2 separate regions of the Homo sapiens genome follow, and region 2 is linked to region 1. Evidence: chromatin contacts called from ENCODE Hi-C data. All regions are on one chromosome and are shown on one strand. The core of a region is the stretch at or near the end of the contact, and the rest is flanking DNA. Distances in the headings are between cores, read along the strand shown. Region 1 overlaps LINC01358 (long intergenic non-protein coding RNA 1358). Region 2 overlaps FGGY (FGGY carbohydrate kinase domain containing).

Region 1 (5,753 bases), core at 2,420-4,919:
CAATATCTTCAAATCCTTAAGGATCTACTGTGTGCTGGTGTAAGATGCAGAAATCAGTAAATCATGCTACTATCTCTAAGAAACTCATGGTGTAATATAGGAGAAAAAAAGACACCATCAAAATAAATGAATCAAGACCAGGCAGATGAACATAACTGAAAACAAGTGATAGCAACCTGGGAGATGACATAGACATGGATATGGAAATGGATATGGATATGGGTAGATATGGATGCAGGTACAAATGTGGATAAAGGTGGGGATGTATGTTGGGAAAGGCAGTCTCTTGCATGCCGTCTTTCCACCCCTGCTTGGCCACCTAAGAATGCGCATTGGGCCTGGAAGACTTCCTTACCAAGAAATAAAGAATCCTCAGCCTGTGCTGGACTTATCACCTTTTGTGGGAATATCTTTTTCTGTTTGTACTCTTTTGCTTTGCTTAAGGGCATGCATCATATGGCACTTAGAAACTTCGCTACTGTATCTGTCCTTTGCAGGCAGGGGATGGGCCCTTCTGCTGCAGCATAAGAGGGGTCATTCAATGGCCTGTGTCAGCTACTGGGATGGACCTGCTGTCCATGGGATACTGACACCCACTAGTGAAGCAGATCTTGCTCTGTCTCTTCTCTGTGTGAGTAAAGTTCTGTTCCATCCAGTGCTTGACTGTGTTGTGTTTTTCGTGGCAATTTCAATACCAACATGCAGTGGGCACAAGCGCTTAGACTTCTACTCCGGTTAATAGGAAACAGATACCACTTGCTTGCCAGTTGGATGTGGATATTGGATGTGGATAGATGTAGATATCAATTAAAAGAACAAATGAATACGTGATTGAATGAGTGAATACATATAAGGAGGGAGAGGGTTGGGTCAGGGTAGATGAGAAGGGGGATGAAGGAGGCAGAGGTGGGCAGAGGTGGTGATGTAGAAGAGGTGTTCACCACTGGGAAAACTCCAACTGGGCTGGAGCAGAGGATCCTTGTATGGAAATCATGTCTGGAAACTAGCAGAAGACCAGTTATGGACAATTTTGGCTTTGCTTTGTGGGCCTATCATGCTATTTATACTTATATGATTAACAGACATTTCTATAACATACCAGACCTGACAAAGCTGCTACAACACACCTGAGTTCACATGAGTATGTATTGTTTCTCCAGTTTCCATTGGTAAAAGTGCAGTGCAGAAAATCGTTTTCTGCCCTTTCTCTGTGGCCACTTTGAGGTCAGAGATTGTGTCTTAAATTCAACAAGAACAGAACTGGAATAGTAGAATCTTGTTTTGTTGTGTTTTTGTGAAAAACATAAAAAGGCTCATTTTAGGCTTTAATAAAAGAAGGGGCCTGGAGGCATCACTGGTGATGGTAAAAAAAAAAAAAAAAAGCCATAATTTTATGTTTTTATAAGATTTTAAAATGTTAAAATCAAATTATGAGACATAAATCAGGATGTTCAGAAAAAATTATAAGAACCCTCATGATGTTTATCAATGAATGATCCGTTTGATTCTGTGCAGCCTCATGGCCAAAACCAAGCACAGAGTTAGTCAGATAACTGATCTCCTCTACACATATGATCTTCTTGGGGGACTCTGTTTGGCAAAGGAAGCTTTGGGGAAAGCTCATATAAACCACTGAGTATAGTCAAATGATTTAGACCTGAACACTTTTTAAAGTAGGAGTTATCTGTCCACTAATAAATATTTTAGTAAAGTGTCATGGAACATGCAGTTTTTTTTTAAGGTGGACAAATAATTTTATTTTGTGCATGCAAATACACGTCAAGTACTGCAAACTTTTTCCATCAATTTTCTCTCAAACACTGAAAATCATGATGTCCTATTTTGTGAACAGCCAAAGCTAGTATCTCTTCACTTCAGTGCCACAGCAAAAACATACAGAATTCACTCTTTGCTATTCACTATCATCATAACCCTCGTTGTTTCATCTCTGCCCTCCCCTCTTATACAGCCCTTATAAATTCTAGTCTTATCCCATTTAATCCTATTCCTATAGCACAAAGGCAAACATTACAATTTGGAAAATCAAATTGAAATCAATGGCATAGAATTTATTCCCATATATATCCCCCATTTCATTATACAGAATTATTTTAAGTTATAGTTAAAACTATGACATAAACATGCAGTTTTGAGCGATATAACTTGCCAATAAATCTTCCAGGTTAAATTAGTTGCCAATTATATTACTAAAGTTACCAGGAAAAAAACTTGAGCTATTGTAAGGGTTATGGGCTATGAGACAGTTATGTTTTTGTAGTTGCCAGCTCAAAATAAAGTTTCAGAAGTATTGATATTAAGCCACTCTTGCTGCCAATAATTTGATAGACAATCACTTATCCATTTAAGTAATAAGTTTAGTCAGAGGGAAGATTCTTTTTTATCATCTCTGTGGGAATGTGGGATGGCACACCTTTGTGACTTATTATACAACCACGATAGGTAGGAACCAGTGCTGGCCTTTGTAGTCTCAGGGTCTATATGAAGAGAGCCTCAAAAAATGATGCTTGTTGGTGATGCCAACAGAAGGTTGCAGCTCTTCAAAAAAAAAAAAAAAAAGAATAGGTCTGGGCATGGTGGCTCATGCCTGTTATCCCAACACTTTGGGAGGTTGAGGAGGGAGGATTGCTTGAGCCCAAAGTTCAAGACCAGCCTGGGAAACATAGCAAGACTTTGTCTCCCCCCCCCAAAAAAAAAAAAATAGCCTGGCATGGTGGTGTATGCTTGTGGTCCCAGCTACTCGGAAGGCTGAGGTGTGAGGATCTCTTGAGCCTTGGAGGTCAAGGCTGCAGTGAGGCATGATTGCATCACTACACTCCAGCCTGGGTAACAAGGCAAGACCCCCCTCCAAAGAAAAAATAATCAGGAAGTGAGTTTATTTTGCTTTCCCCTTGTGTAGTCAAATTGATTTGTGTTTGAGGCATGTGAAAGCTAAATGCCTGGCCCTGTATAGGTCATGAGTCATCCCTATATCCTACAGTTTAACAAAAGACAGCCCTGCCTGTTCCCTTCCCCTCCCCACGCCCACCACTGAAATCATTGTAGAGGTAGTGGTCTTCTAGTATGTGACCCTTGGGCTACAATATCAACAGGTTCTAGGCCATATTTCCTTCACATCCACGTAATGAGCCCCGAAACCCAAGTGTCCTATTTTCCTTGAGGACATCTAGACCCAAAGCATCCCCATTTTGGAAGCCCAGGGACTGTGGAGTGGGAAAATATGCCTCCATTCCTCTCCTTCACATGTGTTTTTAGGTTAAAAAAGGCAGGTGCAAATCACAACTGAATATGAAGCCTCAAAAGAGGCCAAAGCAAATCAACTTAACAAAAATAACTTCTTATCACCAAACCTGGAGAAAAACTTCAGCTGTGGCACCTCCAAGCAATGACCACGTCCCTGGCTGACTTAAAAGCCCCTTCAGGACCTCATGTTGATTGAATCCCCATGATCTAGCCTCAAGTGAGGGCTGAGTGGGCTGTTCTTGAGCCAAGTGTCTGTGGTTGTGGATAAATATATTAATATCCTAGCAACTTGCAAAAGCCAAAGTACTTTAGACAGAATTTGTCGTGCATTCTCTTAACAGGAGAGCAGGTTTGAGATGGAGATCTGAGGATATTCTGAGCCAAGCAAAGAGATTCTTAGTAAATACACAAATTCATTTCCTTCTGGTAATGCTTGGCTGCCCCTTGCAAATTGGAGTCATTTTCTCGTGCGGCCTTCTAGTGTTCTTCTGAAATTTGAGGTTTGCTCTGTTTTCAAAATGTAGAAACCCATCTCAGTCATCCACCAAGCTTTCACTGAGCAACCAGATGCAGGCATTGTGCAGGGTTATGAAAGTGGAGATGTTTAAGACACGGTTTCCACCTTCAAGAAGTACACTGTCTAATCAGGAAGACTCACTGCAACATCCAGACTCAACTTGCTACACCCCACCCTGGTGTCCTCCCACTTGCCCTTTCTTCTACCTGGATGGAATGCCCTTGGCTCTCTTCCTCTTCTCTTGGAGGCTTCTCTCCACCCCCACCCGCAGCTGAGTTGCCCACACCTCTGGGATGCTCTGTACTTTGGTCACACATACGTTTCACATTTTCACCGAGCATGAGATTATCTGATATCCCATTTATCACTTCTTCCAGACACATTCCTTCAGCCTGTAATGGTTCCTGGCACGAGACAGGCACACGATCATTATTGGTGGAATGAATGAGTGAATGAATTCACAAGAAACATATGGCACTCAGAAACCTCAGGACCTCAGCTTAAATTCTAGCTCCAATGCTCATGTGTTGAGTGAAACTGACTGAGTTATTTAAGCCTCCTATGACTCACTTTTTCTATTTGCAAAATGGGAATAAGGGTTGTTGTGATGATGAGCAAATTCTTGTTTAGTGCTTATCAAAATGACTGCCAACTGGTAAGCGCTTCATGAAGAGTAGCCATTAAAACAGTTATCACTAACAGACATCTACTGAATCCCGACTGTGTGCCAGATAATGTGCTAGACACTGAGGCTACAAAATGAATAAAGTAAGATGTGTGCTTTCAATGAACTCCCAGCCTGGCTGGGAAGATAGATGTTAACAGAAATTAAAAGGCTATCTTACTAAGTAAGTGGGATATTGGGAACATGAGGTGGGGCACCTAACCCAGGCTGGACCAGATCAATGAATTCACAAGAGAAATGGTACTGGGGATCATGAGAGCTAAATGGAAAAGTCAGAGTCAGAATCTTTAAGGCCTTCCCCAAACCCTGCTCTAAATATTCCAACATGCCTAAGTGTTTTCTTTCCTTATAAATCCCTTCCTCCAGCCATATTGCTGATTATTCTTATTCTGTGAATTACATAAGTGTATTGTTTTACAATTTACAAAAAATTTCCACACACCGTGAGTCACTGGATTCTCCCAACTTCCCTATAGGACAGATAAAGCAGATAATTTAATATTTAATTCATGGGTGAAGAAGCTGAGGCTCTGAGAAGTCGCACTGCTTCTAAATGATCCTAGCTAGACATAACCCCAGGGGCTGACACTAATTCTGATGCCCTTTCAGCTCCCACAGCCTGGACACTCATAACAAGCCAGGAGCCCACCACCTCTGCTCCTTTGCCACACAGTGCCCCCTACCTGGAATGCCATCCCTCATCCCTCGTGTTTGTCTAAATTCTCTTTCTCTTCTTTGAAGTCTCTGTTCAAACCTTAACTGCCTCCCCCTGCCATCTAGTCTCTCCCCTGTCCAGACAGCCTATAGGGGTCTCTTGAACTCCTAGAAGGCCCTCTCTCTAGGCTGAAATAGGACTCTGACATCCTATGGCGGCCTGTTTATGGTTCTTTTTCATGTGCCCATGTCTGCCTCCCCAACCTGGCTGTGAGCCCCTGGAGGAAGAAACTGTGTCTTACTAATCTCTGTGGTTCGGATATAGTAGATGCTTAGTAAGTGCCTGTTGATTAAATGAATGGTATAAAGGTTGTTGGTCAATCTTCTGTTTAGGCTGACAGAAACATACTTGTGAGAGAAGCAGACTAGCTTTTACTAGGCAGTTAGGCCCTGAGTGCAGAGATGAAAGACATAGTCTCTGCATCAGGAAGCACCAAGTCTAATCAAGAGACAGCAAGTACATAGATAATAACTATACATATTGGAAAGTTTCAAATAGAGTACAAAGTACAAGGTGCAATTGGAGAACAAAGGCCATGGGGGAGGAGGGAGTAGAAGGAGGAGATGAAAGCAACA
Region 2 (5,753 bases), core at 1,868-4,367, 310 kb after region 1:
CACTGGAGAAAACTTGAGAAAGGATGTAGGGCAAAAAGTGACTCTTGAACTCTTAAGAGAAGACAATTGGAACTGGAGGAATAGAATGGTCAGAAGCGCTGAGATGGGAACATCAAGGATCGAATCCTAGCTGTAATAGGTGGTTTCTAATAGGAAGAAGGAAAGGGAGGCTAGAATTGACGATACAGGGGTAGGTGAGACAGCTGGCTCAGACCAATGGGGAGCTCCTCTAGAATCATCCTGAGTTTGAGATTGACCAGTCTTGCAACAGATTCAGAATGGCTGGCAGAGAAGAAACTAAATTTAAGGATGTCAGGAGGCAGACATCCTGATGAGTTTCAGAGGCTGAGATTTTTTTTTTTTTAAACTATAAACTTTGGGAAGACTGGGACCACGTCTCTCTTGACCAGGATATGTTCTCTGTGTCTGGCACATATAGGTGCTTAATATTTTTAATAATAAATGGCTAGATTAGACTATTGGCAGAGGAATAAATAGGAGGGCTGAGACTGAGAGGCTTTAGGAAGGCAGGCGTAACTGGACTTGGCAACAATGGAGAGGAAGGAGGTAGAGGCTATTTGAGTTTCAGTTCTTGGCAGAATGTTGGGGTCACTGATATAAATGAGAGTATTTGGCCTTTATTTCATCATCTTATCATCAAATGGCAATACCATACCTAAGCTGGGATGCTACGTAGGTAAAGGATTAGGACTGGGTTTATTTACTTCACTGGTCACTAGAGTAGCTTTTACAAAATTGACTGCCTTCAAGGGCCTTCCAGGTAATGCACGCCCCAACACAAGCTGTATTTGTCTTCTTGCTGTTCCCCCTCCCAGGACCTCTGCGCTCGCTGTTCCCCTGCCTGGAACACTCTTCCCCCAGATTTCCATGAGGTCCACTCCTCATGTCTTTCAGGTGTATCCTCAAATTTCACTTGCATCTTGCATAGGAACCACCTCCTCCTTGCATTCCTAATCCCCCTGAGTAATCACTTGCTAGTATACTATATCTACACTATGTAATTTATTTGATTTATTGGGTATTGTCTATCCCTACTAAAATGTAATCTCCAAAAGAGCAAGGATTAAAAAAAAAAGTTTTTCTCTCCATTGTTTTTCCAATACCTAGAAGAGAAAATTCTGCACAGCCTGACCCTAGAAGGGGCTTGATTATTTTCGCTAAGGACTTATGGCTAAGTGAGTGATTGAACTGTGTAACCAACAGGTAGTGATGGAGCCTGAGGGAACTGGTGATTGCATAACTCCTCGCACGCCCCCAAAGCTGACAAAGGCATTCAAATCAAGATTTAAAAGAATACAGTACCTGCCACTCAGAACTCTACTGCAAGCTGGATTATGTCTATGAAGCCCCAGGCTTTGACCCTTGCTCTAAATAGAGCTAAGGATAAAACCAGGTATGCATCTGACCCTCCAGTTCTCAGTTTGGAGGGTTTCTAAGAAACACCATCTCCCCACCCAATATGGCAGATCTTGCTGATTTAAAACACATGCAGAATTGAACCATTTCCCACAATAAGAAGAAAGTGATACACAATCCCTTCCCCAAATATTTGTTTGCTGCCCCATAGCTACGAGTTGACAGTTGTTAGACATGGAACAGGTTACCAAATGAGGTTGCAGAAATCTCTTTCTCTGGAAATTCTTTAGAAGAGCAATGTGCTTTCTCTCTAGCTAGGGAAATTCTCTTGATTCCAAGCTGTTACAATGAGATTACTGGGCTGCTTTCTTCTTCCATTAATAAGAATATAAAAAAGAATTCTTAGGTCACCAGGTCAAGCCCCAGAGGCCTTCTGGGTAGTGTGACTCTGACAGTCATCTTTCTGGGATGGTTTAGATGGTGTGGGGTGAGGGGTTGGGAATGGCGATGTTCCTCAGCTGTGGATGAGCATGATCATAAGGCATTTCCTTGTAAGGCTGGGGAAATAGTAGTGGCTACCTAGCTAGATCAGGTTTAAATGCATGCCACAGTTACTCTTCCAGTTTCTTGTGAGAGGTCTCTGTTTGAAAGATAGAGACGCTGAGTCTTTGTGACTGAAGGCCATGATTGTAATATTGAGCACTCTGTAGGTCTGTTGAGGGGATTCATAACATACATTGAAGAAAATATTTTCCTTGCTCCTACTAGGTTACTCCCGCCATGATTCTTAGAAAGATTTGAGTCTATCCAATTTTTTCTATTCCTACTCTTTTTGCTTGTCATTTTTATATGTGCTTACGTGACACAGAGAGCAAGCATGCTGTGCTTTGTACATAAAAACATTCCATGAACACAATAAGGCATTGAGTGCATTTCCTATCCTATTTTCTATAAAGGTTTACTGGTTTCAAAGTAATTTCAGACTCCACTGATCCCATTCAAAGCCTTTGATTCTTACTTGGGAGGTATCTCTCACTCAGGAAACTGAGGCTCAGAAAGTTGATGGAGTTAGTGCAGGATTACCTGACCTAGAAGTGGTGGAGTTGGCACCAGAAGGAAGTTCTTTGGACACCACATCCTGTGTTTGTTTCTACTCCCAAACTGCCTTGTGGTATGGAGTTTGAGTCATCTATATTTTCTCACCCAAGTCCTCTTTTGACTAACTGCAGACCTGTGTGAGATGGGCTTACCCAAGTCAGACATGCACTTTCTGGGCACAGAAGCCAATTGGGCCACATAGCAAGTAGAAGTTAGGGCTGGGTGATTGATTGATTGGTATCCCACATGGAAAGATTTGAAGCAACTAATTTGCTCTAATATAAACTGCTACTTACTGTGCACTGATGCCAGATGTTGAGCTCATCACACCTTATTTTGCTGAATTCTCATATCATTGGGAGATGCAGGTTTAGGTAATAGTTTTGTACTGCCAAGGAAGCTGCTTATCTGACTTCACAAAGTTATATAACTCGGAAATAGTAGAACCAGATTTCAGACTCAGGTCTTCTGCCCCCAAAGTCGCTGATTTAACTACTATCCAGTGATTTCCAAGCCAAGTTGTAAGGACATTCCAGGCAGAAATAGCCATACCTGTAAATGCTATAGAAACATGAACCAGCAAAGCAAGAGAGGAGTTGCAATGGCTAGAATTGTGTAACTTGCCTTCAGCCACGTAGCCATGGTGGCAGAGCTAGGATTTGAATTCAAGTCTTTGTGACTCATTGTCATGAGGCCATACTGCCTGTCAGGAAATGGGTTTGGTCCTCACACTGTAAGTCTAGATAGATCAGTGTGGTGAAGGCATCTGGGTATTCACTTGGTACTGTGGGTCAAGGTACTACCAGCAGTCACAGATGGGTCAGCAGCAAGTGTTCTCTAGATCACATGTCCTTTCCACAGGATGAGTCTCTTGGGCAACAGGAAATTATCTGATGACAGAGGTGAGCAGTATGGTATAATGGAAAGAAAATAGACACTGAGTTTGAATTCTGGCTCTGCAATCTACTGGCTGTGTGACAAGTGCAAGTTCCTTAACCTCTCTGTGCCTGCTGTTCACCCTTTCCCTCGCCAATCATCCACTTCTTTTATTTTGTTTTATTTTTTTTGAGATGGAGTCTCATTCTGTCGCCCAGGCTGGAGTACAGTTGCATGGTCTTGGGTCACTGCAACCTTTGCCTCCTGGGTTGAAGCAGTTCTCCTGCCTCAGCCTCCCTAGTATTTGGGACTACAGGCACATGGCACCACACCTGGCTAGTTTTTGTATTTTTTAGTAGAGATGGGGTTTCATCGTGTTGGCCAGGCTGGTCTCAAACTCCTGACCTCAAGTGATCTTCCCGTCTTGGCCTCCCAAAGTGTTGGGATTACAGGCGTGAGCCATTGCACCCGGCCCCCACTTGTTTTTCATGAAAAACTAATATTAAATGTTTCTTTTGGAGGGCTTTGTAAGGATTAAATAATATGTATGTCAAACATATGGCACATAGTAGATGTTCAATATATGGCAATGCTTTATTAATATGACTTGAAAAAAATTACTGCTTTTCTTTTTTGGACATTTCTCATAATTATGTGAAGCTCTTGTTTGAGGAACATGTTAAATAGTAAGAAATGGAATTCTAAATTATAAATCTGGTATTTCCAAACAGGAAAAAAATAATTATATATTTTAAGGTGAATTTCACTAAATGAGGATGGACATTTTTGAGTTGACTTTTATGGGATTTAAAAGGTTGTAGTCATGTTTTAAGTTAATAGAAACTGGTCGCTCATGCTTTTTCTATAAAGGAAACCATAGAAACAAAAATAAAAAATAGAATTAATCGATAAATCTATTATTCTACAACTTTAAAAATTATACAAACAAGTGTAAAATCTATATCCTCCTCCTGCAGTTCCACCCTCAGGAGCAACCACTATTAACAATTTGTTGCATATTCTTTTTTTTAAAACCTTACTAATATATCATGGATGTCTTTCCATTTTATCTTTCATAGCTCAACTCGTTTTAAAAGTATTTAACAGCTTGATGTATGATTTATATATCATAAAATCCAGCCATTGTAAATGTATAATGCTGTTATTTTGTAAATTTATACAGTGGTGCAATCATCACCTACTCCAGTTTTAGAACACTTATTACTCCAAAAGTTTCCTTACACCTGTTTGCAGTCAACCCCAAGCCCCAGTCAGAGGCGCTTTCTGTCTTTATAGGTGTTCTTTTTAGAAATTTTATATAAATAGAATCACATAGCGTGCTTTCTTTTATATCTGGCTCTTTTCACTTAGCATAATGTTTTTAAGGATCATCCATGTTGTTACATATATCAGTAGTTCCTTTTTCTTGCTGAGTAGTATTCTGTTATATGGATATACAATACTTTATTTAACAGTTGGTTAAACTATGATGGATATTTGGTTGGTTTTCAGCTTGGGAATATCAATAATGCTGCTATGAATATTCACATACAATTCTTTGTGTTGATGTATGTTTTTATTTTATTTTATTTGGTTTGTTAATATTTTGTATTGAAGTTGCCGGGTTGTGTGGTAAGATGTGGCTGTATTTTACATTTCCATCAGCAATGTATAAGGGCATCACTTTCTCCACAATTCTCTAACACTTGGTATTGTCAGTCTTTGTGATAATATTCTAGTAAGTGTGCAGTAGTATCTTATTGTGATTTTAATTTGCATTTCCTTAGTGACTAATGATTTGAGCACTTTTTCATGTGTACATTGGCCATTTGTATATTTTCTTTGCAGAAGTGTCCACATCTTTTGCCAATGTTATCATTGGGTTGTTTTTCCTCTTATTATTTGAGTTTTAAAATATATTTTATATGCAAGTATATTATCAGATGTGTTGTTTGCAAATATTTTCTTCCAGTCTGTAGCTTGTCTTTTCGTTTTCTAATTGTTTCTTTTGAAGAAAAAGATTTTTAAATTTTGATGAAGTCAAAATTTTTTCTTTTGTGGGTCTTGCTTGCTTTTTATAAAATCTTCATCTAATGCAAGGTTGCAACAATGTTCTCCTGTTTTCTTCTACACATTTTATATTTTTAGTCTTACATTTAGGGATGTGATATGTTTTGAGTTAAGTTTTGTGTATGGTGTGAGGTAAGAGTCTAAGTTCTTTTTTGCATATAGTCATATAGTTCTAGCATCACTGTCAAATAGTCTGTCCTTTCCCCCATTAAATTATATAGGCACATTTACCAAAGCCAATTGCCATAAATGGGTTTACTTCTTATATCTCTGTTCTATTGATTTATAAATTTATCCTTATACCAATACCACATAAACTTAGGAATGCTAGT

What was found. A loop is a pair of places that touch in the nucleus more often than their neighbours do. Pooled maps may share reads with other maps.
Region 2: a loop to region 1 is called in a pooled map, with 1.8 times the contacts of the local background. The contact joins two enhancer-like sites. A Hi-C loop is called at or near these places in 2 of 37 single-sample maps with no recorded cell type and 2 of 50 pooled maps.

The regions. Positions count from the first base shown.
Region 1 is chr1:59,022,487-59,028,239 of GRCh38, forward strand. All of the region lies in intron 2 of LINC01358 (long intergenic non-protein coding RNA 1358), which reads left to right. Among named protein-coding and RNA genes, the nearest start is that of LINC01358, 4.9 kb to the left of the region's middle. RefSeq lists an enhancer at 4,097-4,156. Within about 2 kb of position 3,670, at least 4 of the 41 ENCODE cell types and tissues checked have a DNase peak (open chromatin) inside an H3K27ac peak, as active enhancers do.
Region 2 is chr1:59,330,619-59,336,371 of GRCh38, forward strand. All of the region lies in intron 2 of FGGY (FGGY carbohydrate kinase domain containing), which reads left to right. Among named protein-coding and RNA genes, the nearest start is that of FGGY, 36 kb to the left of the region's middle. Within about 2 kb of position 3,118, at least 3 of the 41 ENCODE cell types and tissues checked have a DNase peak (open chromatin) inside an H3K27ac peak, as active enhancers do.